Linked DNA regions of Homo sapiens: all the other regions are linked to region 1. Evidence: read pairs that join two places in POLR2A ChIA-PET (ENCODE). Cell type or tissue: Caco-2. All regions are shown on one strand. Each heading gives the region's core, and the rest is flanking DNA. Links, peaks and the distances in the headings are about the cores only. Region 1 holds the start of TEDC2-AS1 (TEDC2 antisense RNA 1). Region 2 has its middle 12 kb from the start of CCNF. Region 3 overlaps ABCA3 (ATP binding cassette subfamily A member 3).

Region 1 (8,765 bases), core at 2,480-7,479:
ACTGCCACGGGCCCCACCTGCTCTCCCTGACTCTTCTGCAGCCCCCATGGACTGGATGCAGGAGTACCGCTGCCTGCTCACGCTGGAGGGGCTGCAGGCCATGGTGGGCCAGTGTCTGCACAGGCTGCAGGAGCTGCGTGCAGGTGAGACCCCGCCCCCACCCTGCCACCTGCACTGAGGTCTGGGCCGGGGACAGGGTGCTTTAGCCAGGCTTGTCTGCGCCTCAGGGAAGGGTGAGCAGCCCAGGGACCAGATGCAAGTTGGTGGGCCCCTCCACCCCTCCCACGCCACTCCCCAGTGTGCTGGGTCCTCACCAGTCGTCCTATGGGAGCAGTCAGCCTTCCTCTCCTCCTCAGGGCAGCTCTCCCACCTCGCTGCTCCCCGCACACAGAACCTCATTGCTCTGAGCAGTTGCTTATTCACCCAGTTGTTGAAAAACTAGCATGTGAGGGCCGGGCGCGGTGGCTCACGCCTGTAATCCCAGCGCTTTGGGAGGCCAAGGCGGGTGGATCATGAGGTCAGGAGATCAAGACCATCCTGGCTAACACGGTGAAACCCTGTCTCTACTAAAAATATAAAAAAGTAGCCAGGCGTGGTGGTGGGCGCCTGTAGTCCCAGCTACTTGGGAGGCTGAGGCAGGAGAATGGCGTGAACCCAGGAGGAGGAGCTTGCAGTGAGCTGAGATTGCGCCACTGCATTCCAGCCTGGGCGACAGAGTGAGATGCCGTCTCAGAAAAAGAAAAAGTAGCGTGTGAGGCCGGGCACAGTGGCTCACGCCTGTAATCCCAGCACTTTGGGAGGCCAAGGCAGGCGGATCATTTGAGGTCAGGAGTTCAAGACCAGCCTGGCCGACATGACGAAAGCCCATCTCTACTAAAAATACAAAAATTAACTGGGTATGATGGCGCACACCTGTAATCCCAGCTACTTGGGAGGCTGAGGCACAAGAATTGCTTGAATCCAGAAGGCAGAGATTGCAGTGAGCTGAGATTGCACCACTGCACTCCAGCCTGGGTGACAGAGTGAGACTCCGTCTCCAAAAAAAAAAAAAAAGAGAAAGTAGCTCGTGAGAATCAGCTCCTGGGAGGTGACTCGCCTGGGATTGCGTGAGGTGGTTATTTATAGAACTTGTTTCCTCCTTTGTATTTTCTAATTGCTTGAAGTTTTAAGAGTGAAGATACATCATTTGTCAAAAGGAAAGACAATCTCATAAAAGTCATGCATAAACACAGTAAAGAAATTAGGCAGGCAGAGGGCCACCCCACAGAGGACTCCCTGCCAGCAAGTCCAGGCCCAAGACACACCATCTTGCATGGGGCTGTCCTGAAAGCCCACCTTTCTCCTAAAGGCAGGGCAGGTGGTGCAGATGCGGGAGGGCCAGGCACACAGGAAAAGCGGGGCCCTGGGTTCGGCTGCTACCCCAAAGGCCACATTCTCCTGTGCACACAGCGGTGGCGGAACAGCCACCAAGACCATGTCCTGTGGGGAGGCCCCCCGGAGCCTCGCCGTCCTGTGGGGGTAGAGCGGAGCCTGCATGGAGCCCCCAGCTGCTTGTCTACTCCAGCACCCAGGAGCTGCAGACCCTGGCGGCCCTCAAGCTGCGAGTGGCTGTGCTGGACCAGCAGATCCACTTGGAAAAGGTGCTTCTGGAAGAGGAGGTGGGGGTGCAACAGAGGTCCGCAGCCTTGAGGACCCGAGGGTAGGGGCTTGACTGCTCCACCCCCCAGGACCCAGGAGGATGGGGGCAAGCCTGGGGTCTGTGTGTGTGGGTTGGGAAGTGCATGGGTCAGACGGGGCTGGGACGGCAGGAGGGAGCCTGGAGCCTCAGAAGGAGGGAGGAGGGCTGAAGCATGGGGGCCTCGAAGCCTGTCCCAGGATTGCCCCCCGCCTAGGTGCCCCTGAGACCTTGGCCCTGCCCTGCCCTGCCCCCAGGTCCTGATGGCTGAACTCCTCCCCCTGGTAAGCGCTGCACAGCCGCAGGGGCCGCCCTGGCTGGCCCTGTGCCGGGCTGTGCACAGCCTGCTCTGCGAGGGAGGAGCACGTGTCCTTACCATCCTGCGGGATGAACCTGCAGTCTGAGCCTTTCCCATGCTGCCCTCGGCCTGTTCAGATGGGGATTGGGGGTGTCTTCCCTGGCACTGTGCTCGGGGACCCAGAGATGCCTGTGCTTCCCTGGGAAACCTGGTGAACTGGACCAGGTGGCCTCACTGGCTCTTCTCAGGACAACTAAGCCTGCTGGTCAGGGCTGGCTTTCAGCCTTCCTAAGGCTCCTGGACTCCAGAGGCCAGCGGGGAGCCTTTCCTGGCTCCCTCTGTTTTCTCTCACTGTAGACCAAAGAGCCGCTTGTGTGATATTAAAGCCACTTTAGAAAGCATTTGTGTTTATTTATGTTTTTGAGACAGTCTCACTCTGTCGCCTAGGCTAGAGTGCAGTGGCGTGATCTCAGCTCACTGCAACCTCCGCTTCTGGGTTCAGGCGATTCTCCTGCCTCAGCCTCCCGAGTAGCTGGGACTACAGGCTTCGGCCACCACGCCTGGCTATTTTTTTTTTTTTTTTTTTTTTTTTTTTTTTAGTAAAGATGGGGTTTCACCATGTGGGCCAGGCTGGTCTCAAACTTTCGACCTCAGGTGATCCTCCCACCTCACCCTCCCAACGTGCTGGGATTATAGGTGTGAGCCACCGTGCCTGGCTGAAAGCATATGTATTTAAATCATGCCAAGGTAGGACTTGGTGAGCCCTTGTTGTTTCTTTATGATTTTATCAAGTTATATCACTGGTTGATACATGTCATGCTGAAAAAGAATATATCAAGTGTATTTATCAAGATTATAAGTGGGCCGGGTGTGGTGGCTCACGCCTGTAATCCCAGCACTTGGGGAGGCTGAAGTGGGAGAATTGCTTGAGGCCAGGAGTTTGAGACCAGTTTGAACAACAGTGAGACCCCATCTCTACACAAAATTTGAAAATGAGCCGGGCATGGCGTGTCTGCCTGTAATCCCAGCTACTTGGGAGGCTAAGGCGGGAGGATCGCTTGAGCCTCGCACTTTGAGCCTGCAGTGAGCCATGATTGCACCACTGTGCTCCAACCTGGGTGACAGAGCGAGACTCTGTCTCGATATCCCTTCTGTATAAAGGACGGGACAAGGCCACTCAAGGCAGGCCCAGCATTGCTGAAAGCCCTGCCCCCTGTAGGCTGTAGGCTGTATGCATTCATCGGAGGACACGAAAACCACAAGGCCATATTGGAGAACAGGCCGGCCACTGTCTCTGCCACAGCCACACGGCTCTGCTTCCCACTGTCTCCTGGTGCCCATGCCCAGCTCCCCCTCCTGGCGCTGGTGCTGGGGCAGGTGTGGGGTCACCGGTTCACACTGAGCCTCCACCAGGAAGGGCCTTTTACCTCTTCACCCTTTAGCCACTCCACTCTCACCTCCTCCAAGCCTCCTTCCCTTCCCCAGGAAGGCAGGAAAGAGCATGGGTCAGGGTTGGGCCCTCTGCAGCCACAGAGGTGTTTGCAACATGACTTGTTTCTTGCCCTGGGACTGGGCAAGATTCTCAAGGAGTCAGCCCCAGTTGTCCAGGTTTGTCCCCACTGTCATGCTGGGTGATGGTGGTGATGACCTCAGGGGCCGGCATAGAGATTACTTGATGTGGCATCTAAAGTGCTGGCCACAGGCTGGGCGTGGTGGCTCACACCTGTAATCCCAACACTTTGGGAGGATGAGGCAGGCAGATCACCTGAGGTCAGGAGTTCATGACCAGCCTGGCCAACATGTTGAAACCCTGTCTCCATTCAAAATATAAAAACTAAAGGCCAGGCACGGGGGCTTATGCCTGTAATCCCGGCACTTTGGGAGGCCAAGGCGGACGGATCATGAAGTCAGGAGATTGAGACCATCCTGGCTAACACGGTGAAACCCCGTCTCTACTAAAAATACAAAAAATTAGCCAGGCTTGGTAGTGCGCATCTGTCATCCCAGTTACTTGGGAGGCTGAGGCAGGAGAATCGCTTGAGCCCAGGAGGTGGAGGTTGCAGTGAGCCGAGATCACACCACTGCACTCCAGCCTGGGTGACAGAGCAAGACTCCGTCTCAAAAAAAAAACCCTGCTGGCCACAGAGGCCGTGGTGTTGGCCATGGCCAGTGCTCGTAGTGTTCTTTAAACGAACCTGCACTGAGGGCCCGAGGCATCCCAGACATTTTGGGAGCTGGGGCCAGGTGCTCTGTGTGGACAGTGCCGGAGCTCCACCAAGCGCTGCTCTGGGCAGGGACCTGCGACAGGGAAGATGACCGGCCTCTTCACCAAGGTGCCCCCCCTGGACAGGGCAGCAGGACAGGAGGTGGATGACACCTGGAGAAAGCCGGGTCTTCTGAGAACCAGATGGAGCGTCGCAGGTAGGTCGTGCTTGTAAAGGGCCTTATAGTCCAGCGGGCCAGAAACACGCTCGGACCCAGAGTCCCAAGTTGAGGGCTGCTGGGGACCAGATGACAGAGACCAAGACAGGAAACCAAAAACCATGGTCCTCGTTGCATTGAGGGGGCGCCTCCAGGGACAGGGCAGCTCCACCCCCTGCCACCGCAGCCTGGCAGCAGCCCCAGGGTCGCACCCCTTGTGCAGATCAGCCAGCCTCGCCCCTCCCGGCAACCCCATTGCTGCCTCCAGGCTTATGCCCAGGTGCCTCTATCTGCAGGAGCCACTGACTCATTTGAAACCCCCAACCACGCTGCGACCGTACACCCCCGTGGCTTTCCAGAGCAGGTGGTCTCTACCTGACGTTATTTCACTGGCTGACTTGGCTCATGGCTCATCCCCCATGCCTACTGGATGTCTGCCTCAGGAGGACAGGGGTGCTATCCCCCCTACCCCGGCCAGGCCCTGATGGGAGCCAGATGTGCACTGACTCAATGATCCACCAATCCCGGGGGCCAACCCAGAGGACAGTGGTGTCCTGGAGCAGGGAGGCGGCCTAGATAGCTTTGTGGGGGTCCTGAGGAGGCCCCAACACAGGAGTCCAGGGCGGGAAAGACAAGCCGCCTCCTCGGACTAACGCCCGCCCACCCCGATTCCCCGCCAAAACCCAGAGGTAGCAGCTGACTCCTCGGGCTCCCGGCTGGCGTCACCGCCTCTGGAGCCAATGGGCTCTGACGTGGCGAGCCTGGAACGCCACTGGGACTGCGCGGGCGTCCACACCACCCACCGAGCGCGGCCACCGCGTTGGCGGCATGAGCGCGCTCGAGCCTCCCCCAGCGGCGCCCGCCTCGCCCCCCGGGCCGGGTCTGGCGCACCCGGAACCCCCCGGGGCCCTGCGCGCCCTGCTCTTGGCCACCGGCGGCGCTGGGGGCTCGTGGCCTCGCTGCATTCTGCCGTTCGGTGCCGTGGCCGTGCTGGCTGGTGCGGCTGCCACGGCCATCACCTTCTCGCTGCGGGGACCCCGCCTGGACCTGGCCCAGGGCTCGTCGCTGGCCGCGCTCAGTGCGGGCCTGGGGCTTCTGACCGCCGCCTTCCTGTGCTGGCGCGCTCGGCGGAGGCGAAGGGCCGGGCGCAGGGAGCCGGGGGCGCCCTGAGCCGCGGGCGAGGCCCCCTCCCATCGAGGTCACCGCGAGCCGGCCGCCCCTCCCTCCAACCTCGCCCCGGCCGGGCGGGCGCAGTGCCAAGCGTGGTCGCAGAGGCCGCCCCCCACACCCCATCCCCAAATCGTTTCTTCTGGAACCCTTTGGGCAGAGAAGGCCACCGGCCGTTTCCCTCCCTCCCTCTCTGCTTTCCCTCTCTTCCCTCCTCCGTCCAACGTCGCATTTCAGCTTTTGACTTGGCGCGCAGAGCTGGCGCGACCGCAGAGCGGCCTGGCTGGGCAGCGGTCTGCGAGGCTGGGGGATCGACCCGGCGCGAGGGTGCTGGGTGCAGGGCAGCGCGACGCGGGCTCGGCCACACCACCCGCCGTTGGGAGCCGGCGCTGTGTCTGCTCCTGGGCTGTCTGCCTTCGGAGCTCGGTTGGAAACCCCCCGAGGCATAATAGGCGCTCGATAAATGTGCAATAGGTGAACATGTGGTGGCTTGCAGGCGTCTGGGGGGAGACAGCAGGTTCTGGGCTGGGCAGGGAATTATTGGATCAACGGGCATCTTACAGGAAAGACTCTCAGCTCCCTGCCGCCTAGGACTGTCCAGCCCATCTATGCCCTCTCCCCAGCCTGTGCCCCAAAGCTGGAGCTGCCACTCTAGGGGTGAGGGGTGGGGTGGGGAGGGGGAGGCGAAGCACTGCGGCCTGAGTTGCAGGTGGGGGGAGGGGAGGCGGAGCTTCTTTGTTGCAGAAGGTGCCAGGAGGGGGCAGGGCCAGTGGAGAGGTGGGAGGTGGGAGAGGCCCCAGCCAGGGGCTGGGACAGGTGGCTGGGTCCCTGGGGAGCAATAAGTCCCGCTTGGGCGCTGTGGGGAGGCCCTTCCTAACTCCCAAACACCATCTGTGAGGGCTGGGGGTGGGGGCAGAGTAGCGTGTGCAGAGGACTGTTCCTGGGGAGAGGCCCTGTGACCAGCGGCCTCCTCCCTGGGGAGCTGGCGGTACAATGGCCCTCTGGGCCCACGGCCTCCCGCCGCTGCTGCTGACCCAGATGAACAATTGGGGCAGGGCTGAGCCCCAGGCACCTACTTTCCCCCACCCCAGAAGCCACCAGACGTTCTGCAGACCCCAGTCCTGGCTCACAGGGAAGCTGAGCTGGAGACAAAGCCAGCCCCTCTGATGAGGGTGGAAGAGGCTGCTGGCCACTGTCCCTCTTGCAGCCTGGCTGGCAGCCAGTCTGGCAGTGGCCCTGACGTCCAGAGACAGCTTGGGTTTCCCCAGAGGCTTGTCTCTGGCCAGTGGGACCCCTCTGTCAGGCCTGGGCTTTTCTCTCCACTGTCCCAGAATGATGATCTCAGCCCCCATAGTCCCCCCAGGGTTCCTCCCACCCTTAGGGTGGGGTGTCGGGGGGTGGGGGTTGGGAGCCAGAAGGACCTTGAAGAGGGTGGTTGGGACGTTTCAGGTTCTAAGCTTGACCCACAGAGCGGAGCGTGAGCCCCGTCAGGTTGAGGTCCCTCAACTTGTAAAGGACACAATTCCCATTCTCTTTATCAGGAAGCTGAGGGGCAGGGGCCCTGTGGCAGAGAGAGAGCCCCTTAGCCCTCTCTGTTCAGTCCTCCGGTGCCCCCATCCCTGTGCATCTGTGGCTGTCACATGCAGATGTGTGGCAAGGAGAAGGTGCCCACCAGCCAGTGTCAGTTGCTCCAGGAGCCAAGCCAGGTGCCCTATCACCCTGTCTTCCCGTTCCTCCCCTCCATGGTCAGGCCCTCCTGCTCCCTCCTCTGGTCCTTCAGTTTCCCCTAGGAGGCTTCCGTGTCCTCCTGCCCCTCCTCTCCCCAACAGCGGGATGCGTCTACCTCTCCATTCTCTTCCTCCTGGTCCTTGCTCATCTCTGGTCGTGTCCAGGGTAGCACCCACGTGGCCTCCTCCACCAGCTGCAGGCCTGGCCTCCCATCTGAAACGGGGCATTCAGGCCTCGATGCTGGCCCTGCACGGAACTTGTTCCCTGCCCCTCCCTGGGATGCTTGGCCTCCTCTGTCAAGGACCTGAAAGTCGGAGGGGAGGAGGTTTCTCTGACCAGAGCTGTTCCTGGACCCTCTTTGGTGGTGTCGCTCCCAGGCACAGCTACCCCATCCCCAGCTAGTCCCCAGGCCACCCAGCTGGGCTTCTGCCTCAGTTTCCCTGCCCAAACGTGCTGTGACGTAGGGCAGTGGGCTCCGGGTTGCGACCAGCCCCTTCCCATGATTAAACCCTACTCCCTGCCCCTGCAGAGGGGTCCTCAACAGCTAACCAAGCCCCCGAACCCCAAGAAGCCACCCCATCCCACCCTCCAGCTTCCATGTCCTCCCTGCCAGCTGGGCCCGTGGCAGAGGTGCCCCTAGAAACTTGCAGACCCAGGGAGCTTTGGGATCAGAATCTGGCCTGGTGCAGGGGATGCTGGCCTCATGTCTTAGCCCAGCTCAGGCCCATGGGGGTGCCCCCCTTCCTCAACATGGGCAGGAGACACTCCAATTTGTGCAGCTCTCGACTTGGGCCTGATGCCACTTGAGACTCATCAAATCCAACAGCTTCAGAGCGCGTGCTGAGTAACAGGCATCTGGCAGGTGAGGAAACAGGAGCCCAAGACATGCAGCCAGAAATGGGGCAGTTGGATTCAAAATTAGACCTGACCGAATCCTGGGTTCCTTCTACTCGAGTAGATGCTGCTTTGGGGATGACCCTTCAACTGGTGGTTACTTGGCTTCCCTACCTGGGGAACATCCAGGGCCTCTGCTGTCAGACCCGGGGCCTTGCCTGCCTGATGGTCTTCAGGGAGGAGGCGACCCAGACCCCCGTCCAGCACGTGGCACAGCCCCAGGAGCAGTAAAGACCTGGCTGTGGGCCCAGGACCCTGCTGGGTGGTCCCCCACGGGCTGCGAAGGCTGAGCTGCCCCCCTCCAGACCCCTCCCGCCAGCGCATTCCTGGCTCCCCGGCCCCTCCCCTGGCTCCCGGGCCTCCCAGCCCCCTTCCCCGCTGGCCCAGCCCGCGTCTGAATCTGCTTCTGATTCCAGCTCTGCGATGAGGCCCCCTCCCCTCCCCTGCCTCCTTCCCGACCCGAGCAGCCCCGCCCCCGGCTGGGCCCGGGCTTGCGCCTGCTGCGCCCCCCACCCCCTCCTGGCACAGCTCGTCCGCCCTCGCTGCAGCCGGGAGGAGGCGGCGGCCCGTGCACCGCAGGCC
Region 2 (10,930 bases), core at 2,475-7,474, 51 kb before region 1:
AGCTCCCCCACCTCCGCAGATGCAGCCCATGCTGCGGCTGTGCTCCTGATTTTCCCACACACACCGTGTTCTTGCAGATCCTCCCGCGTGAACAATTGGAAAGAAGTAAAGTGACAGATTCGAGGAGCATAGCAGAAGAAAGATACTTAGGTCTTAGAGGTTGAATGACTATAGAGGAAGAGGAGTCAGGGAGAACCAGTTTTCTGGTCTGGAGGCCTGGGAGTCTGATGTTGTAATGATGGATATACAATAACGTGGGTTAGGATAGATAATAGAAGATATGCCCTTTTCTTCCTGCAAGCAGAGTTAATATTTTCTATTCTCTTCGCATAGCTAGGCTATGCAACAATCTCAAAATCCTTGGATTATACATTCCTAATACTTCCAGGGCACTGCCTGGGGATGGCTTTCACCAACTTATATTACAACTCTGAACTACAGAGGTTTTGCAGTGTCAAGAACCTGAGTGATATTGAGTGTAATGAAGTCTGTGAGTATTGTAAATGGAATTTGTTAATTACATTTTTGTTGAAACATAATTCATATAAAATATGCCCTTTTAAAGCTTACAAGTCAGTAATCTGTCATGAGATAAGAGTTTTTTTAAAAAGAATAAAATTTACAAGTCAGTGGTTTTTGGTATATGCAGAGTAACCTTCCCCACTATCTAATTCTAGAAAATTTTCATCACTCCAAAAGGAAACCCTATACCCATTAACAGTCACTCCCCATTCCCTTCTTCCCCCAGCCCCTCGCAATCACTAATCTGCTTCCTGCTGTTATGAATTTGCTTGTTCTGGATATTTCACATAAATGGAATAATACAATGTGTGAGCTTTGTGTCTGTCTGCTTGTACTTAGAATAATGTTTTCAAGGTTCATCCATGTTGTAAGAGGTGTCAGTGCTCCATCCCTTTGCGTAGCTGAATGTTAGTCCATTGTATGGTTTCACCACAATTTATCTTTTCATCTGTTGATGGACATGTGGGTTGTTTCTGCTTTTGCTATTACGAATAACAGTATTATAAACATTTGGATATGAGTTTTTATGTGAACATGTTTTCAGTTCTCTTGGGTATATACCAAGACTATATTTGCTAGGTCATATGGTAACTGTGTTTAGCATTTTGAGGAACTACAAAACTGTTTTCTACATTAGCTGAACCATTTTACATTCCTACCAGCAAAGTCTGAGGATTCCAGTTTGTCCACATCCTCTCCAACGCTTTAAAAAATTATTTACTTTTTAAATTATAGTACAATATACATAGCATGAAATTTCATTTATCAATTTTTTTTCTTTTTTCTTTTTTTTTTTTTTTTTTTAGACGGAGTCTTACTCTGTCTCCCAGGCTGGAGTGCAGTGGTGCAGTCTCAGCTCTCACTGCAACCTCTGCCTTTTGGGTTCAAGCGATTCTCCTGCCTCAGCCTCCTGAGTAGCTGGGATTACAGGCATGCACCACTGTGCCTGACCTCCTTTCAACATTTCTTATAGGGCAGGTCTGGTGGTAATTTTATGCCCCCTTTTCCAACATTTTTAAATTCCTTTTAAAAATTGTATTATAAAGCCATGTACAGTGGCATGCATCTGTAGTCCCAGCTGTTCAATCTGTAGTCCCAGCTGAAGTGGGAGGATCGCTTGAGTCTAGGAGCTTGAAGCCAGCTTGGGCAACATAGCAAGACCCCATCTCTTTTTAAAAAAAATTATTATAGCTATTCTAATGAGTATAAATTAGTATCACATTGTGGTTTTGGTCTTTGTTTTCCTAATGACTAATGATGTTGAGCATCTTTTCATGTGCTTATTGGCTATTTGTATATCTTCTTGGGAGAGCTATTTAGTCAAATCCCTCCTCCATTTTTAATTAGGTTATTTGTCTTTTTTCTTTTTATCAGGAAGTTGTAAAAATTTTTTTTTTTTTTTTTTTTTTTTTTTGGACAGGTCTTACTCTGTCATCCAGGCTGGAGTGTAATGGCATAATCACGGCTTACTGCAGACTCGACCTCCTGGGCTCAAACCATCTTCCCACCTCAGCTTCCTGTGTAGCTGGGACTACGGGTGCATGCCACTGTGCCCGGCTAATTTTTTAATTTTTTGTAGAGACAGTAGTCTCACTATGTTGCCCAGGCTGGTCTCGAACTCCTGGCCTCAAGCAATCCTCCTACCTCGGCCTCTCAAAATGCTTGCAGGCATAAGCCACCACACCCAGCCAATAATTCTTTACAAAGTTGGATACTAGACCTTGTCAAATATATCATTTTCAAATATTTCCTCCTATATTGCAGGTTGTCTTTTCACTTTCTTGACAGTGTCCCTTGATGAACAAAAGCTTTTAATTATGAAATTATGACAAAGACCAATTTATCTATTCTTTTCTCTTTTGTGTTTTTGATTTAAGAAATTATTGCCTTATGCAAGATAGGGAAGTTTTACCTCTACATTTTCTTCTAAGAGTTTTAGCTTTTTTTTTTTTTTTTTTTTTTTGAGATGGAGTCTTGCTCTGTCACCCAGGCTGGAGTGCAGTGGCGGGATCTTGGCTCACTGCAAGCTCCACCTCACGGGTTCACACCATTCTCCAGCCTCAGCCTCCTGAGTAGCTGCGACTACCGAGTAGCAGGCACCTGCCTGCTACTACGCCCATCTAATTTTGTTTTTGTATTCTTAGTAGAGACGGGATTTCACCATGTTAGCCAGGATGGTCTCGATCTCCTGACCTCGTGATCCGCCTGCGTCGGCCTCCCAAAGTGCTGGGATTACAGGCATGAGCCACTGCGCCCGGCTGAGTTTTAGCTCTTACATTTAGGCCTTTGATTCATTTTAATTTTTTATATGGTGTTAGGTAGAGATCCAAATTCATTCTTTTGCATATATGTGTAATTGTCCCAGTGCCATTTGTTGAAAAGACAAAAGTTTCTGTTTTGGTGGAAGATTTTTAACTACAAATTCAATTTCTTTTCTTTTTTTTTTTTTTTTTTGAGATGGAGTCTTGCTCTGTCACCCAGTCTAGAGTGCAGTAGCACAATCTCAGCTCACTGCAACCTCCACCTCCTGGTTCAAGCAATTCTCCTGCCTCAACCTCCCAAGTAGCTGGGATTTCAGGCGCATGCCACCATGACTGGTGAATAGTTTTTCCTTTTTTTTAGAGGTAAGGTTTCACTTTTTCCCTGGAACTGCAGGCAGGTGCCACCATGCCAGTCTAATTTTTGTATTTTAGTAGAGATGGGGGTCTTGCTATTTTGCCTAGGCTGGTCTCAAACTTCCAGGTTCACGTGATTCTCCTATAGATTCCCCAGAAAAGAGCAGCAAACAGACTTGGCCTCTGTCCAAAGGGAGGGTGCCTTCGGGGGCTGCTGGAGCAGCATGTTCCCTGATAATCAGTGCTGGTGGGTGGTAGAGAACAATGTAACCACCTGCTAGGGGACAGTCAGGATTCCTGTGGCCACATGCCCAGCACAGACTTTCAAACAACCTTTGGGCCCCTCCCCTCATTTTTTTTTTTTAAGAAAGAAGGTCTTGCTCTGTTGCCCAGGCTGGAGTGCAGTGGTGCAATTATGGCTCACTGCAGCCTAGAACTCCTGGACTCAACCAGTCCTCCCACCTCAGCCTCCTGAATAGCTGGAACTATACAGGTGCACACCACCGTGCCTGGCTCAGAAGTATAGTTTTCTACCTTTATGATGTGGAAGACCCTCCAGAGCTTGCCATGAAACCCAGAAACGACAAAGTAGTATATAATATTTAAATACATAAACATTCAAGTCTATATAAGAAAAGACACATTAACTGATGTTAAATAACGGAAATACTTGACACATACATAAAGGACAAAGACACATACATATATATACATACACACATATATATATATCTCCATCATATAAATCAGTGAGAAAATATGAACAATTTGTTAGTAAAAAATGGGCTGAAGAAATAAATGGGCTATTCATAGAAGAAAAAACATCCAGTGCCTAATAACCATATGAAAATATGCCTAATTTTACCTAAGGATTTATAGACAGATAATATCTAGTATTATCAACAGAATCGGAAATAGGCATCCCCATAGGCTATTGGTAAGATCAAGCTTTTTGGAGGACAATTTGGCACTATTTATTAAATTTTAAAAGTGCACCCCTGGCGGGGCGTGGTGGGTCACGCCTGTAATCCCAGCACTTTGGGAGGCTGAGGCAGGCGGATCACGAGGTCAGGAGATGGAGACCATCCTGGCTAACACAGTGAAACCCCATCTCTACTAAAAATACAAAAAATTAGCCGGGCATGGTGGTGGGTGCCTGTAGTCCCAGCTACTCGGGAGGCAGAGGCGGGAGGCTGAGGCGGGAGAATGGCGTGAACCCGGGAGGCGGAGCTTGCAGTGAGCAGAGATCACGCCACCGCACTCCAGCCTGGGCCACAGAGCGAGACTCCGCCTCAAAAAAAAAAAAAATTAACCAGCACACTCACTCTGAGGGAAGCTAAGTGCCATTGCCATGTCATGCAGACACCTAGGTGGCCCTGCAGAGAGGTCTGTGTGCTGAGGAGCAGTCAGAAAGTACCTGAGACCTGCCAGCCACTTGGAAACAGCTCCTTTAGCCTTCAGGAGACTTCCAGCCCAACTGACAGGTTAGCAGCACCCCATGAGAGACCCTGACCAGCACCACCTAACTAAGCTGCTCTGAGATTCCTGATCTAATGCATAGAAACCATGAAATAACAAATTACACCCACGTTTTGGAGTAATTTGTTATGCAGCAACATATGACTAATCACATAGGAAGGATACAGTGCGAAGGCTTAATATGTGTGTAACAGAAGTTCCAAAAGGAAGGGCAGACAAGGCAACATTTGAAACCACATGGCTAAAACTTTTCAAAATGTATGAAAGACATCAATCACAAATGAAGCCCTATTAGCCCCAAGCAGGATAACAAAAAGAAATCAGCCCCTAGGAGCAGTATAGTAAATTTGCTGAAAACCAAACACAAGAAAAAGTCTTAAAAGGACCCAGAGATAAAACGTGGAGTCCCTTCACAAGAGCAACAGTTACACTGGCAGCTGGCCCCATCACAGAAATAATAGAGGCCAGAAGACAATAGAATGATACATTGTAAGTGATATAAGAGGAAACAACCTACCTAGAGTAAAGTAACCCATAAAACTACACTTAGGAAAGAAAGTTTTGTTTGTTTGTTTGTTTGTTTGAGATGGAGTCTCGCTCTGTTGCCCAGGCTGGTACAGTGGCATGATCTAGGCTCACTGCACCCTCTGCCTCCTGGGTTCAAGCGATTATCCTGCCTCAGCCTCCGGATTAGCTGGGATTACAGGTGCCTGCCACCACACCCAGCTAATTTTTGTATTTTTAGTAGAGACGGGATTTCACCATGCTGGCCAGGCTGGTCTCGAACTCCCACCCTCAGGCGATCTGCCCTCCTCGGCCTCCCAAAGTGCTGGGACTACAGGTGTGAGCCACCAGCACCCGGCCAGAAGGTATTTTTAAAAAGACCTTCAGACAAATAGAAGCTGAGAGAATTTATCACCAGCAGATGTATGCAAAAGGAGATAATAAAGAGTAAGTTTCAGGCAGAAGGAAAATGATCCCAGATGGAAACTCAAAGATTCAGAAAGGGCTAGGTGCGGTGGCAGAGCTCATACCTGTAATCCTATCACTTTGGGTAGCTAAGGCAGGTGGATTGCTTGAGGCCAGGAGTTCGTTCGAGACCAGCCCAGGCAACACAGTGAGACCCCCATCTCTACAAAAAATAACAAATTAGCTGGGTGTAGTGGCCTGCTCCTGTAGGCCCAGCTACTCCAGAAGCTGAAGTAGGAGGTTCACTTGAGCTCAGGATTTGAAGTTATGGCAAGCCATGCTCATACCACTGCACTCTAGCCTGGGTGACAGAGCAAGACCCTATTAAAAAAAAAATACAGAAAGGATGGCTGGGCGGGGTGGCTTATGCCTGTAATCCCAGCACTTTGGGAACCCAGGGTTAAAAAAAGGAGTAAAAAGTGATTATTTATTTTTTTATTTTTTTTATTTTTTTTTGAGACAGAGTCTCGCTCTGTCGCCAGGCTGGAGTGCAGTGGCGTGATCTCGGCTCACCGCACCCTCCACCTCCTGGGTTCAAGTGATTCTTCTGCCTCAGCCTCCCGAGTAGCTGGGATTACAGGCACGCGTCACCATGCCCGGGTTATTTTTGTATTTGTAGTAGAGATGGGGTTTCACCGTGTTGGCCAGGATGGTCTCGATCTCCTGACCTCGTGATCTGCCCATCTGGGCCTCCCAAAGTGCTGGGATTACAGGCATGAGCCACCGTGCTGGGCCAAGTGGTTGTTTTTTTTGTTTTTTTGTTTTTTTTGTTTTTAAAAGGGAGATGTGTGGCCGGGCGTGGTGGCTCACGCCTGTAATCCCAGCACTTTGGGAGGCCAAGGCAGGTGGATCACGAGATCAGGAGATAGAGACCATCCTGGCCAACACGGTGAAACCCCGTCTCTACTAAAACTACAAAAAAATTAGCTGGGTGTGGTAGCACGCGCCTGTAGTCCCAGCTACATGGAAGGCTGAGGGAGGAGAATCGCTTGAACTTGGGAGGTGGAGCTTGCAGTGAGCCGAGATTGCACCACTGCACTCCAGCCTGGGCAACAAGGCGAGACTCCGTCTCAAATAAAAAAAAAAAGGGGGGGGATGTGTCAGTTTTGACTGAAAGCTATAATAATAATGTCTTATGAGGTTTAAAATACATATAAAAGTAAAATACATGACAACAATGGCTTTAAGTCAGGAGCGGGTAAAAGAAGTTAAAGTATTTTAAGGTCCTTACCTTACTCATGAATACGGTAAACAGCTAATGATATCCATTGCTAAGTCAAGGATGCGTGTTTTAATCTCTAAAGGAACAACCCATGTAATAGGAGAAAGGAGTACATATTTTTAAGCTAATAGAAGGGAAAAATAGAAAAATGAAAAAAATAATATGATCGAAGAATTGAGAAAAAGGAACATAGAACATATGGGCTAGCTAGCCCTGAATAAGATGATAGATTTAGGCCAGTCATGGTGGCTCACACCTGTAATCCCAGTAATTTGGGGGGCCCAGGCGGGAGGATGGCTTGAACCTAGGAATCTGAGACTAGCCTGGGCAACATAGCGAAACTCCACCTGTACAATAAATTTAAAAATTAGCCGGGTGCAGTGGTGTGTGCCTGTAGTCCCAGCTACTTGGGAGCTGAGAGGATCACTTATGCCTAGGAGGTTGAAGCTGCAGTGAGCCATGATCACACCACTGCCTTCCAGCCTGGGCAAGAGAGTGAGACCTTGTCTCAAAAAAAAGTTTTATATATATATATATATAAAATACATATATTATATATATATATTAGATTTAAATCCAAACATCAGTACTTACATTAAATATAAGTGGACAAAGACTCCAGTTAAAAGATTAAAATTATCAAAAAGGATACTCAAAAGGTTAAACATAGAATTACCATATGACCCAGCAATTCCATTCCTAGGTATATAACCAAAAGAACTGAAAAACCTACATCCGCACAGAAACTTGTATAAGAATGTTCATAGAACTGGAAATACCATTTGACCCAGCCATCCCATTACTGGGTATATACCCAAATGACTGTAAATCATGCTGCTATAAAGACACATGCACACGTATGTTTATTGCGGCATTATTCACAATAGCAAAGACTTGGAACCAACCCAAATGTCCAACAATGATAGACTGGATTAAGAAAAGGTGGCACATATACACCATGGAATACTATGCAGCCATAAAAAATGATGAGTTCATGTCCTTTGTAGGGACATGGATGAAATTGGAAATCATCATTCTCAGTAAACTATCGCAAGAACAAAAAACCAAACACCGCATATTCTCACTCATAGGTGGGAATTGAACAATGAGATCACATGGACACAGGAAGGGGAATATCACACTCTGGGGACTGTTGTGGGGTGGGGGGAGGGGAGAGGGATAGCATTGGGAGATATACCTAATGCTAGATGACGAGTTAGTGGGTGCAGTGCACCAGCATGGCACATGTATACATATGTATCTTACCTGCACAATGTGCACATGTACCCTAGAACTTAAAGTATAATTAAAAAAAAAAAAAAGACAGTAAGTTCCTTATTAAGGAAAGGTTATTCTCTTGTCTGAGTGAGAATTATGTTGAAAGATAAATAACCTTTAAAAAAAAAAAAAAAAGAATGTTCATAGAAGCATTACTCATAGTGGCTAAAAGTGGAAACAACCCAAATGCCCATCAACAGATGAATGGATAAACAACATGTGGTCTTGCTGTATGATATGGAATATTCCTCAGCCATAAAAAGGGATGAAGCACTGACATACACCACAACATGGATGAACCAGAAAACCAGACACAGATCATATGCTGTGTGATTCCATTCATATGAAATGTCCAGAATAGGCAAAGCCATGGAGACAGGAAGCTTATTAGTGGTAGTCAGGTGCTGGAGGTGTTAAAGGGAACGCGGAGTGACTACTCATGGGTACAGGGTTTCTTTTGGGAACAATGAAGTGTTTAAAGTTGAGTGTGATGATGGATGTGAACGTGCTGAGAGCAGTTGAACTGTACACATTGGTGAATTATGTGGTATGTGCATTGTATCTTAATAAAGCTGTTATAAAAAGAAGGAGGAAAAGGGGGAAGCCCCACTCTGGGAACCAAAGCCGGGCCCTTAGTTGTGTGAGGTCTCCGTAACATTCTTCCACACTGACAGCCGTCTCCCTTACCTCTCTTTCACTAAGCAGACACTCCATGTGGTTTCCTTTCTTTCCCTCCCTCCCTCCCTCCCTCTCTCTCTTTTCCTTCCCCTTCCTCTCCCCCTTCCCCTTCCTCCTTTCTTAGAGTCTCCCTCTGTCTCCCAGGCTAGAGTGCAGTGGCATGATCTCAGTTCACTGTAACCTCTGCCTCCTGGGTTCAAGCAATTCTTATGTCTTAGCCTCCGGAGTAGCTGGGATTGCAGGTGTGTGCCATGTTCGCCAGGCTGGTCTCAAACTCCTGGCTTCAAGTGATCCACCTGCCTAGCCTCCCAAAGTGCTGGGATTACAGGCGTGAGCCACCGTGCCCAGCCTCCATGTGGTTTTCTGTTTTGCACTCTGTAAAATCCTTCCCATCCTCCAACCTCAGGCAGTGGAGCCCAGGGTTGTCCAGCTGTTTGAATAGGGAGAAGAGGGGAGAAAATAGGAGGGAAAAACAGTGGTTACTTCTCAGAAATGGCATCCCACTCTTTCCAGCACCTGGGAGTAGATGAACATGGACACAAACCAGGGTGGTCAGCTGCAAGTTCAGAAAGGCAAAAACCTGAGGTCAGGAGTTTGAGACCAGCCTGGCCAACATGGTGAAACCCCCTCTCTACTAAAAATACAAAAAATTAGCTGGGCGTAGTGGCGTGCACCTGTAGCCCCTGCTACTCAGGGGGCTGAGAGGAGAATGGCTTGAACCCAGGAGGCAGAGGTTGCAGTGAGCTGAGATCACACCACTGCAATCCAGCCTGGGCAACAGAGTGAGACTGTCCCAAAAAAAAAATAAATAAATAAAAGCGAAAGCCTGGAAATGAGTCAAATGAAATTTTTAAACAGCTAAATGAAATCTAGAAGCCTTCCCTGGATAACTAAGAAGCAGTTAAAATAAGTGGGGGTAGATCTGTATTTACTGACCTAGGAATATCTTTAAGACATAATATTGAGTAAGAAAAGCATGTTGGCTGGCCACGGTGACTCATGCCTGTAATCTCAACACTTGGGGAGGCTGAGGCAGGTAGATCATGAGGCCAGGAGTTCGAGACCAGCCTGACCAACATGGTGAAACCCTGTCTCTACTAAAAATACAAAAATTAGCCAGGTGTGGTGGCGTGCACATGTAAACCCAGCTACTCAGGAGGCTGAGGCAGGAGAATTGCTTGAGCCTGGGAGGCAGAGGTTGCAGTGAGCCAAGATCACGCCACTGCACTCCAGCCTGGCGACAGAGCGAGACTCCATCTCAAAAAAAGAAAATAAAAAAGAAAAGCATGTTACAGAATGGTAGATATGGGATGATACCATTTGGCAAAAACAGCACCCAGCCAGTCCTGAGCAAGGAGCACAGGCCCACGCAGGTGCCTTTGCCAACACAGAAGTGTAGAGGGTGCACAGCTGCCTGGCCACAGTGGGCTGAGCCAACAGACTGCAGGAGTCTTTGCATGAATATTTTACAAAGAAAATCTATTTGCAGATTACATGCCTAATAGAAAATATTTCTAAAGGGGAAAAAAGCAAAGCAAGCCTCTTGTATTGACTGGATGCTTCAAAGGCACCAGGAAGTAGGGAGGCACTGTGTGCTGAGGTTTCACACTGGGTGGGCTGGAGGAGGAGCCAAACAAGCGCTCCACCCTGTCCACAACACCAGCAGCAAGGGCTGTCCCAGGCTCCCTTACATTACTCTACTTCCACTCACAGCCCCTTAGTAGTGTGCCTGTGCATTCACATGGCAGATGCGGGTAGTGGCAGAGGCAGCAGCCTGGAGCAAGACCAGCAGGTGTCCAGGCCCTTGCCTCATTGGAGGCTTGGTGAGCCTGGTGGGAGGAGGTTTCTTCTGACGTGCCTCCCTCTCCGGGCTGTTTTCTGACCCAGGTATGGCGGTGGATTGGTTACTGTCCTCAGTTTGATGCTCTGCTGAACTTCATGACAGGCCATGAGATGCTGGTCATGTATGCCCAGATCGGGGGCATCCCAGAGCACCCCATCAGTGCTTGTGTGGACCAGATTCTTGAGGATTTAGTCATGTACATGTACGCCAACAAGCTGGTCAAGACCTACAGGTGAGATCTGGGGCTTCCTTCAGGCCCTCCACCTCCAGTTACAAGATAAGTTCCAGTTCTTCCCAGACCTGGAGAGCAGGGCAAAGCCCCCA
Region 3 (9,864 bases), core at 3,126-8,125, 130 kb before region 1:
CTCTGTCACCCAGGCTGGAGTACAGTGGCGTGATCTTGGCTCAATGGAACCTCCGCCTCCTGGTTTCAAGCGATTCCCCTACCCCAGCCTCCTGAGTAACTGGGATTACAGGCGCCTGCCACCACGCCTGACTCATTTTTATATTTTTAGTAGAGATGGGGTTTCACCATGTTGGCCAGGCTGGTCTTGAACTCCTGACCTCAAATGATCCGCCCGCCTCAGCCTCCCAAAGTGCTGGGATTATAGGCGTGAGCCACTGTGCCCAGCTGCCATTTTCATCTTTACCATCTGTCCAACGAAAATTCATCCAAAAAATAATCTATCCTATATTATATAGGAACATGATATTTAAATCTGGCACATATAATGGGGAAAAAAATCTGCCAAAAGATGATCAAATACAGGTGATAGCAGAAATGAGAGCTTAGATCTGTAAAGGTATTCCCTCAATTTAGCTAAAATCTGTCTTACTAAATTTCAAATATCAGAAACAGAGGCTGGGTGTGGTGGCTCATGCTTGTAAACCCAGCACTTTGGGAGGCCGAGGCAGGAGGATCCCTTAAGCCCAGGAGTTCGAGACCAGCCTGGGCAACATAGCAAGACCCTATCTCTATACAAATAAAGTAAGAAAAAGGAACACAGACACTGAACCCAGAGTTAAGTTCATCTCATGAACTTCAAGAGTTCATGAGCTGCTAACCTGCTAGAGAAGTAGGTGGTCTGAGTAAGTTCAAGTAGGCGCTGCAACCCGCAGGAAATAGGAGAAACGTGCTCTGAAAACTGAGTGTAAAGAGGGCGAGGTGTGCAGACGTGGCTGCTCTGTCCTGGAGAGGCAGGGAAGGCGATGGAGGAGGGGCAGTCTAGAGAGCCCCTGGTGCTGGTCCACTCGCTACAACTGCAGGCAGAGAGGAGTCCTTCCCGCTCAGCGTCCTTCATGTGCGGAAAAGCCTCCTTGACTCACAGTGGAAGAGTTTCAGGTTCAGTTGCTCAGCTCCACACTCATGGCTGATCCAAACCCAACATCATCCATCAGCCAGGTTAAGATGCACGGGATAGAAAGGCAAACAATTAGCGAGTCATTCCTAGATCACCATGAGCTAGCGCTCCCCGACAATGACCCGGGAGACTCCAGCGCACGGGGAAGGGTTTTTTTTTTTTTTTAAATGACCCATTTTACTTTTGGTTTGGTTTCAGTCCATTGAAAATCATTTATATCAAGGCTCTTTTTAAATTAAAACTCTTGCTTTTTTTTTTTTTTAAGATGTGGCTGTTGATATCTAATAATATTCAAAATTTATGCTTTAAAGGGTAGTCAATAAATATTTACATGAAATACAACTGCAAACAGTTAAAAATTAATTTAAAATATGACTTTTAATGAATCATATTGTTAAAAAGTGAAGAAATTAAAGCTAAAATAGTATGAAGTGCTATTAAGGGGCAACTTAATAAATTATCCCAATTCTTTTAAAATTAATAAGGTAGAAGACCTGTCTCAAAGTCAGTTGCTGATGATGAATAAAACAGCAGTGACTTAAAGATACACATTAAGGCCTGTGGTTTATAAAAGGTTTCTAGAAGTGGTTTAGGCAAAAAGAAGAGGCCGGTGCCTCCATTTGGGGCCATCATCCCGGGGAAGTACACTCCAGATGGGCGTGGGGTTGGCTGAGATGAACGTTCTGCCTCTACCAAGTGAGGAATATAAAACCGTCACAGTTCAAAGAAGTCTTCTGGTTAGAGGAACAGACAACCTCCCTTACTGGAAGTCTGGCCAAGAAAGGAAAGATCCCCATGCTTAATCTTGTCCTCTCCAGTCCCAGGGCTGGGAGAGAAGGTCAGAAAGATAGACCACCCCCCTTCCCACACAGGCTGCAGGGCAGTACCAGGGAACTCACCTGGGTCCCAGAAGAGGCTCCACACAGCAGGTCTCCCTTCAGGACTACTGGGGAACTGGCCAGGAGGAGGCGGCTCCGCACAGAGGGCTCCGGGGTGGGGCCTGAGAGCCTCTGGAGTGGGGCAGGGCAACCCTGAGGTTTGGGAACACCGTGACCTCGCAGGACATCAGGAGGTGCCCAGGGCTCACAGGCATGACTCTCCAGCACCTTTGGACAGATGGAAGGTGTTTGAGTGTAATTTGGAAAATAATTATAAAACACCTCTTACCAAGTTAGAAAACAGAAGAGCAAAATAGATTTTGAGGATGTTACTTAAAACTGAGCAGATCTGATAAAAAATTTTGGATTTAGAAAATAAACACCTGGCCGGGCACGGTGGCTCATGCCTGAACAATTCCAGCACTTTGGAAGACTGAGCTGGGCGGATCACCTGAGGTCAGGAGTTTAAGACCAACCCAGCCAACATGGCAAAACCCTGTCTCTACTAAAAACACAAAAATTAGCCAGGTGTGGTGACGTGTGCCTGTCCCAGCTACTCGGGAGGCTGAGGTGGGAGGATTGCTTGAACCCAGGAGGTGGAGGTTGCAGTGAACCGAGATGGTGCTAACTCAGAGTCATCAGCTCCGAGATGACCCTGTCTCAAAAAAAAAAAAAAAAAGAATATAAGCTCTATTTTTTTTTTTTTTTTTGAGACAGAGTTTCACTCTTGTGGCCCAGGCTGGAGTGCCGTGGTGCCATCTCAGCTCACTGCAACCTCCACCTCCCAGGTTCAAGCGATTCTCCTACCTCAGCCTCCCAAATAGCTGGGATTACAAGCACCCACCACCACATCCAGCTAACTTTTGTATTTTTAGTAGAGATGGGGTTTCACCACTTTGGCCAGGCTGGTCTCAAACTCCTGACCTCAAGTGATCCGCCGACCTTGGCCTCTCACAGTGTTGGGATGACAGGTGTGAGCCACTGTACCCAGCTGAAACTCTGCTTTCCTGCTTGTAAGCACTCTGCTTCTACAACCTCCTCATCCTCTCCTGGCTTCTGGCAACACCACCCTTTTTTTTTTTTTTTTTTTGAGACGGAGTCTTACTCTGTCTCCCAGGTTGGAGTGCAGTGCCGCGATCTCTGTTCACTGCAAACTCCGCCTCCCAGGTTCACGCCATTCTCCTGCCTCAGCCTCCCGAGTAGCTGGGACTACAGGCACCCACCACAGCGCCCGGCTAATTTTTTTTGTATTTTTCAGTAGACACAGGGTTTCCCTGTGCTAGCCAGGATGGTCTCGATCTCCTGACCTGGAACATCACCCTTTTGCAGACGAAGAAACAAGGAGGAAATGCCTGGCCCAAAATCACACAGCAAGAAGCTGCCAAGTCAGGGCTTGAACCTTGGCTTGTTTTAACTTCCAAGTCTGTCTTCTAACTACTACACTACTACAACCTGTGGGTCCTAAAAACACAGAACAACTTCCAACTTCATACAAGTTTTGCATATCACTCCTAGAACATAACATCAGAAACTGAAAGGTAAAAAAGACCCCTAAGCCCCATCACCTTAATAGAAGTTTTCTTTTCTTTTCTTTTCTTTTTTTCTGAGACAGAGTCTCGCTCTGTCGCCGAGGCTGGGCACGATCTCGGCTCACAACAACCTCCACCTCCCAGGTTCAAGTGATCCTCCCATCTCAGCCTCCCAAGTAGCTACAGGCACATGCCACCACGCCCGGCTAATTCTTGTATTTTTAATAGAGACGGAGTTTTGCCATGTTGGCTAGGCTGGTCTCAAACTCCTGACCTCAAGTGATCCGCCCGCCTCGGCCTCCCAAAGTGTGGGGATTACAGGCGTGAGCCACTGTGCCCTGCCGAGGTTTTATCTCTGTGCCCCCACGGCACCCAGCTTGTTGCCTGATACGTGTGAGGCTTTACCTAAAGTCTCACTGAACACTACGCTTGCATCTGTTCTGTTTCAGCAAAAGGAGTTTAAAGGAAGAGATCCTAGAATTACAAAATCTGGCAAGTTTTTTGTTACAAAAGCAAATGTACACAAGAGAAAGAAGTTAATGTTCCTTCTGCACTTGACGCCGAGGCGGCAGAGTCTCCAGAAGTGCTGATGACTGAGGCCCAGGACCGGCCCCGGCTGAGCCCCCATCAGCTACTCTAAGTTAAACACTCAGGACTCCAGCCACTCCTAAAGCTGCCGCCTCTGCCCAGCAAGAGGACAAGAGCAGAGCTTCAAGAACTTCCCTTTGAAGAGGCTCTCTTCACTAGTCCCGGGACACAGTCAGGAAAGGGAAGGCAAACCTTTTCCCCTCTCTATAAAAGGTTTGCTTACTGTTAAAATATTAAACATCACACATATCATTGAGTATCTCAATGTTTGTTTTTTAGGTAAGCAACTGACTCGGTGCAGAGTGAGCGCATACTGCAGGCTGCTCATTTCTCAGAACTCTCTTGATGGCACAAATTCTTCTACAAATGGTCTTTCCAGTAACTGTTGTCAGCTCAAGAGCCATCGGCTGTGCCAGTTAACAAGCGCTGTGGCTCTTCAGGCGGCCAGTGCTCAGCAGCAAATTGGAGAAATCCCAAACTCCTCCATTTCTTTTTTTTTTTTCCTTGAAACTTTAAAATCCTTCAAAATCTGTTTATTATACAGGTGAATTTTGATAGTCACGATGGGCTTATCGGTAGGATTTCTAGTAGCGAGCACAGGCACCAGGGCTTCTAAACTTTTTGGACTCGCAGGGACGGGGATCAGCTACCAGCAGGGTCCGGTCATACAGGATGAGGATGTCTTTGATCTCCTTCTTGGAAGCCTCATCCATATACTTCTGGTAATAGGCCACCAGGGCTTTGGAGATGGACTGACGGGTAGCATAAATCTGGGCCACATGACCACCACCCTCCACACGGACACGAATGTCCACACCAGCAAATCGCTCCTTGCTGAGAAGCAAAACTGGCTCCAGCAGCTTGTACTGTAGCGTGGGCGGCTCAATCTTCTCCAGGGGCCGCCCGTTCACCTTGATGAGACCATTGCCGCGTTTGCAGTGTGCCACAGCTGTGGCTGTCTTCTTGTGTCCAAAGACCCGCACCGATTGCCTCCTCCATTTCTTTATTTGTGGTTTGCAGGTATTTTTGTGTGCACCATAGGCTTGAATTTGCCACCCAATTCCTATGTGCCCTTTTTTTTTTTACACAGTCTTGCTTTGTCACCCAGGTTGGAGTGCCGTTGCGTGAGCAGGGCTCATCGCAGCCTGGTGCTCCTGGGCTCAAGTGATCGTCTTGCCTCAGCCCCCTGAGCAGCTGGGACCACAGGCACATGCCACCATACCTGGCTACTTATTATATTTTTTGCAGAGATGGAGTCTTGCTATGTTGCCCAAGCTGGTCTGAAACTCCTGGCCTGAAACAATCTTCTTCCCATCTTGGCCTCCCAAAGTACTGGGACTATAGGTATGAGCCATGCTGCCTGGCCCTTATGAGCCCTTTCAAAAGAAGTTTTTATATCTGCATATATGGAGCAGAGGTCCCTGGGGGTGGTGGGTCTTGAGACCCATGAACAGAAGGGACAGGCCAGAGTGAGGGGCACAAGACCCATTACGCCATGTGTTCCTGTTGTATTCTGAGCTTGGTTACACCTCCCTCCATGAAAGCCTGTCCACAAAGGCATAGAGAAATCCACTCATGGAAAGAAGGGGGCCTTGATAAAGCCACAGGTGAACCGCCCCAAGATGCACAAAGAGAGCCGCCAACCATGGCTCTGCTCGCTTTGCCACAGGTGTGGTGCTGGTCACATTTGGTGCTTTTCCTTCAGGGGAGGACCCAACATCCCAATATTGACACCAGGAGTCTGCAACAGCCAGCCAGCATCAAAGATCCGCGTGTATGCGCACTGAGGCACGGAGGACAGTCAATTAATGGAGGCCGGTAGAATCCATGGTCTTTTAGGGTATACAAGACAAAAAAGCATTTGTTCATTCAACAATTGCCAAGTTTTTGCTGTCTGATGGGCACTTGTACAAGGTACTAAGGATTTGGAAATGAAAATAACATTCTTTTTTTTTTTTTTTTTGAGACGGAGTCTCACTCTGTTGCCCAGGCTGGACTGCAGTGGTGTGATCTCAGCTCACTGCAACCTCCGCCTCCTGGGTTCAAGCGATTCTGCTGCCTCAGCCTCCTGAGTAGCTGGGATTACAGGCGTGCGCCACCATGCCTTGCCAATTTTTTGTATTTTTAGTAGAGACAGGGTTTCACCATGCTGGCCAGGCTGGTCTCAAACTCTTGACCTTGTGATCCACCCGCCTCAGCCTCCCAAAGTGCATGCTGGGATTACAGGCATGAGCCACCACGCCTGGCCGATGATAACATTCTTAATCCAAGGAGTTCACAGTCCCTGAACACTTGCATGCACTGTAATTGCTGTGACGGATGCTAAATAAAGTATGGCAAGATTCAGGAGAAGACAGGAATTAATTGCGTGTGTGAGACAGCGAGCAAGACAGGGAGATGGCCCGGGAGGGTGATGGGGGGAGGTGACATGGGAAGCCGGTCTTGAATGACTCATTAGTTGGGACAGGAAGGACATTACAGGATCCTGGAGACAGACTGTGTATGGGGAGCAGCGAGTCATTCCGAGTGGCAGTGCAGAGAATGAGCCAGGAAAGGCGCAGACCCTGGGCCCATGTCATCAAGGCGCTGGATGTTGCACCAAGAAGGGAGCTCGGGGTGTGTCCCAATGGGCAGTGATGCTGGGTGAGGGTGACTGGTTTTGTTTAATCCTTTATCTAGGACATTATCTTTTTTGAGAGACGGGTACACAGTAAATATTTGAAAATGTCTAATTCAATGGATCCTGTGGATGAAATGCCCAAACACCAGTAATTTTTTTTTTTTTTTTTGAGACGGCATCTCGCTCTATCACTCAGGCTGGAGTGCAGCCCGATCTTGGCTCAATGCAACCTCCGGCCCCCAGGTTCAAGTAAGTGATTCTCCTGCCTCAGCCTCCCAAGTAGCTGAGGAGTACAGATGCCCGCCACCACACCCAGCTAATTTTTTGTATTTTTAGTAGAGATGGAGTTTTGCTATGTTGGCCAGGCTGGTCTTGAACTCCTGAACTCAGGTGATCCACCTGCCTCAGCCTCCTGAAGTGCTAGGATCACAGGTGTGAGCCACCGTGCCAGACTTAAATATTAGTTCTTTTTTTTTTTTTTTGAGACGGAGTTTCACTCTTGTTGCCCAGGCTGGAGTGCAATGGCGTGATCTTGGCTCATGGCTACATCCACCTCCTGAGTTCAAGCGATTCTCCTGCCTCAGCGACCTGAGTGGCTGGGATTACAGGCACTCGCCACCACGCCCAGCTAATTTTTGTATTTTCAGTAGAGACGGGGTTTCACCATGTTGGCCAGGCTGGTCTCGAACTCCTGACCTCAAGTGATCTGCCTGCCTCTGCCTCCCAAAGTGCTGGGATTACAGGTGTAAGCCACTGTGCCCGGCCCTAAATATTATTAATATATAAAAAAAGCAGGCACATTTATAGAGTATGGTCCTCACCCCTTCCCAGTGGTCTCCAAATGGGGTGGGCTAGACAACCTGCAGCAGTGAAAAAGTGATGAAAAAATCTACTTGTAAGTATTTTTCTTTAAAAATGTGAAAAAAATGGCTTCACTGATTTGTTTGTTTGTTTGTTTGTTTCCTGTAGGGACAGGATCTCAGTCACACACAGTTATCCCGGCTGGAATGCAGTGGTGTGATCCTCCTGCCTCAGCCTCCTAAGTAGCTGGGACTACAGGCATGTACCACCACACCTGGCTTTTTTTTGTAGAGACGAGTCTCACTATGTTGCCCAGGCTGGTCTCAAACTCCTGGGCTCAAATGATCCTCTTGCCTCAGCCTCCCAAAGTGCTGGGACCACTGGCATGCGATACCACACCCTGCCAGCTTTACTGACATTTAATACTTGGACAGACCCTGGTGTTCACGCTGGCTTGTATGTCAGCAGCCGTGGCATCCTGACTGAGGAGGAGGCACCCTGTGATGTGGGGAGTGATGGTGGGCCCTCACCACAAGTCTACTTTAAGCATCCTAGGCGTGTTGGAGTTTACAAGTTTCAGAGCTTTCCAGTTGTGGTCAATTAAAACAAACAAACAAACCACAAAAACTCAAGACCCTTAAATAGCGAAAGCTTTACAATGCTTCGCAGTGATGTGGAAAATGACCATGAGTATCTTTTGTGTGACTTGGAGGTTTACTGGTCATTTCATGGCTTAGTATTTCAAAGAGTCAGAGAATTTAAGGAGAAGGTACAGATTTTCTTTTGTGAAAAGTTCCAAATCCGGAGACATTTTTTCGTTTTTAATGACAAATGACTGCAGCAGTGTGTCATCTACCTTTTTTCTTTTAAATAGACACAACGTAATCTGTCCCTTCAAAGAAAAAGTGACAGTATATGAGAGTTACAGCTTTTCAAAAAGAATCTGTACCAAGAATAGAGCATTTGTGAAAACAGACGTTTGAAGAGGTTTCCACAATTACGTGACTGCGTTCCCAATGATGCTACAAGCGTACTGTCTATATGAACATTTACACCCGCACACCAAAACATCTTCAACACCAGAATCTCCACCTACCCTGATAGCCCCTGAACATACCCAGCCCAAATTCATCAAGGGCCCTCAGATGATGGGTAAATGAAATTGAAAAACAAGTACCCTGCCTCGTAAGCACAGGGTCTGTGCCTTTCTCTGTATCATGTTAATGTGTAAATGCTGTTAATAACTAGGGCCTGAAATATACAGAACTTTTTTTTTTTTTTTTGAGACAGAGTTTCACTCTTGTTGCCCAGGCTGGAGTGCAAAGGTGCAATCTCGGCTCACTGCAACCTCTGCCTCCCAGGTTCAAGTGATTCTCCTGCCTCCGCCTCCTGAGTAGCTGGAATTACAGGTGCCCGCCACCACGCCCAGCTAATTTTTTTTTTTTTTTTTTTTTTTGTAGAGACGGGGTTTCACCATGTTGACCAGGCTGGTCTAGAACTCCTGACCTCAAGCAATCCACCCACCTCGGCCTCCCAAAGTGCTAGGATTACAGGCGTGAGCCACCTCGTCTGGCCAATAAACAGAACTTACAATTGATCTTAAATGCTGGGACTTAGGATTCAATGAGAGTTTATAAATGGGATGTGGACACATGGCTTTCATCTTTAAAAAGCATGTTTATACAATAGTTTTTGTAGCATTCATATGTTGGATAAATTTAATCATGTTTATTTCACCTCTCATCCTTTTTTTTTTTTCTCTGTTAGAGACAGGGTCTTGCTCTGTTTCCCAGGCTGCAGTGCAATGGCATCATTATAGCTCACTGCATTCTTGAATTCCCAGGCTCAAGCGATCCTCCCTCCTCAGCCTCCACAGTAGCTGGGACTTCAGGTGCACGCCACCATACCTGGCTATTTTTTTTTTTTTTTTAGTAGAGACAGGGTCTCACTATGTTGCCCAGACTGTTCTCAAACTCTTGGCCTTAAGGGATTGTCTCATCTCAGCCTCCCAAAGTGCTGGGTATACAGGTGTGAGCCACCATGTCTGTCTGGCCTTCGTCCCTTTAAAAGATCCAAATTTGTATATATTTCTATGTCCATAATACATCAGGACAGTAATTGTAATTTATAACACATAATATATATTGGGCTGCATGTTTACATTCATTCTTTTACACATAACAGTACACATGAAAAAAAAAGTCTGAGGCCTTTTTTTTTTTTTCATGCAGGGTCTCACTCTTTTGCCTAGGCTGGAGTATAGATAGTGGTGTGATCATGGCTCACTGTAGCCTTGACCTCCTGGCTCAAGTGATCCTCCCACCTCAGTCTCCCAAATAGCTGGGACCATGGGTGTGCACCACCATGCCCGGCTAATTGTTTGATTTTTTTTTTTTTTTTTTTAGAGATGGGATCTTGCCATGTTGCCCAGGCTGTTCTTCCAACTTGTGGC

The links. Peaks named below come from ENCODE experiments on the same cell type or tissue, not always from the same donor. Only the 100,000 strongest peaks of a DNase experiment are listed, where the experiment ranks them.
Region 2: POLR2A ChIA-PET joins it to region 1 with 5 read pairs; 13 of 35 experiments call an interaction of 5 or more read pairs at or near these places.
Region 3: POLR2A ChIA-PET joins it to region 1 with 7 read pairs; 6 of 35 experiments call an interaction of 5 or more read pairs at or near these places.

Annotation. Positions count from the first base shown.
Region 1 is chr16:2,462,590-2,471,354 of GRCh38, forward strand. It overlaps TEDC2-AS1 (TEDC2 antisense RNA 1), which reads right to left and starts at 5,624. Exons shown (of 1, transcript NR_135198.1): 1 at 2,361-5,624. It overlaps TEDC2 (tubulin epsilon and delta complex 2), which reads left to right. Exons shown (of 10, transcript NM_025108.3): 8 at 42-143; 9 at 1,450-1,640; 10 at 1,933-2,374. The coding sequence ends at 2,079. It overlaps NTN3 (netrin 3), which reads left to right and starts at 8,708. Exons shown (of 6, transcript NM_006181.3): 1 at 8,708-8,765. MIR6768 (microRNA 6768) reads left to right here and starts at 1,378; the gene lies at 1,378-1,449. RefSeq lists silencers at 5,073-5,122, 5,183-5,522, 5,533-5,582 and enhancers at 6,030-6,573, 6,533-6,672, 6,833-6,912. In Caco-2, for the core only: no CTCF peak of the experiment used is centred there; a DNase peak (open chromatin) is centred at 5,112; H3K4me3 peaks cover 1,484 bases.
Region 2 is chr16:2,411,930-2,422,859 of GRCh38, forward strand. It overlaps the pseudogene ABCA17P. Among named protein-coding and RNA genes, the nearest start is that of CCNF, 12 kb to the right of the region's middle. RefSeq lists enhancers at 10,430-10,479, 10,761-10,930. In Caco-2, for the core only: no CTCF peak of the experiment used is centred there; no DNase peak of the experiment used is centred there.
Region 3 is chr16:2,327,753-2,337,616 of GRCh38, forward strand. It overlaps ABCA3 (ATP binding cassette subfamily A member 3), which reads right to left. Exons shown (of 33, transcript NM_001089.3): 2 at 1,896-2,102; 3 at 701-1,005. It also overlaps the pseudogene RPS16P7. Among named protein-coding and RNA genes, the nearest start is that of ABCA3, 8.0 kb to the right of the region's middle. In Caco-2, for the core only: no CTCF peak of the experiment used is centred there; no DNase peak of the experiment used is centred there.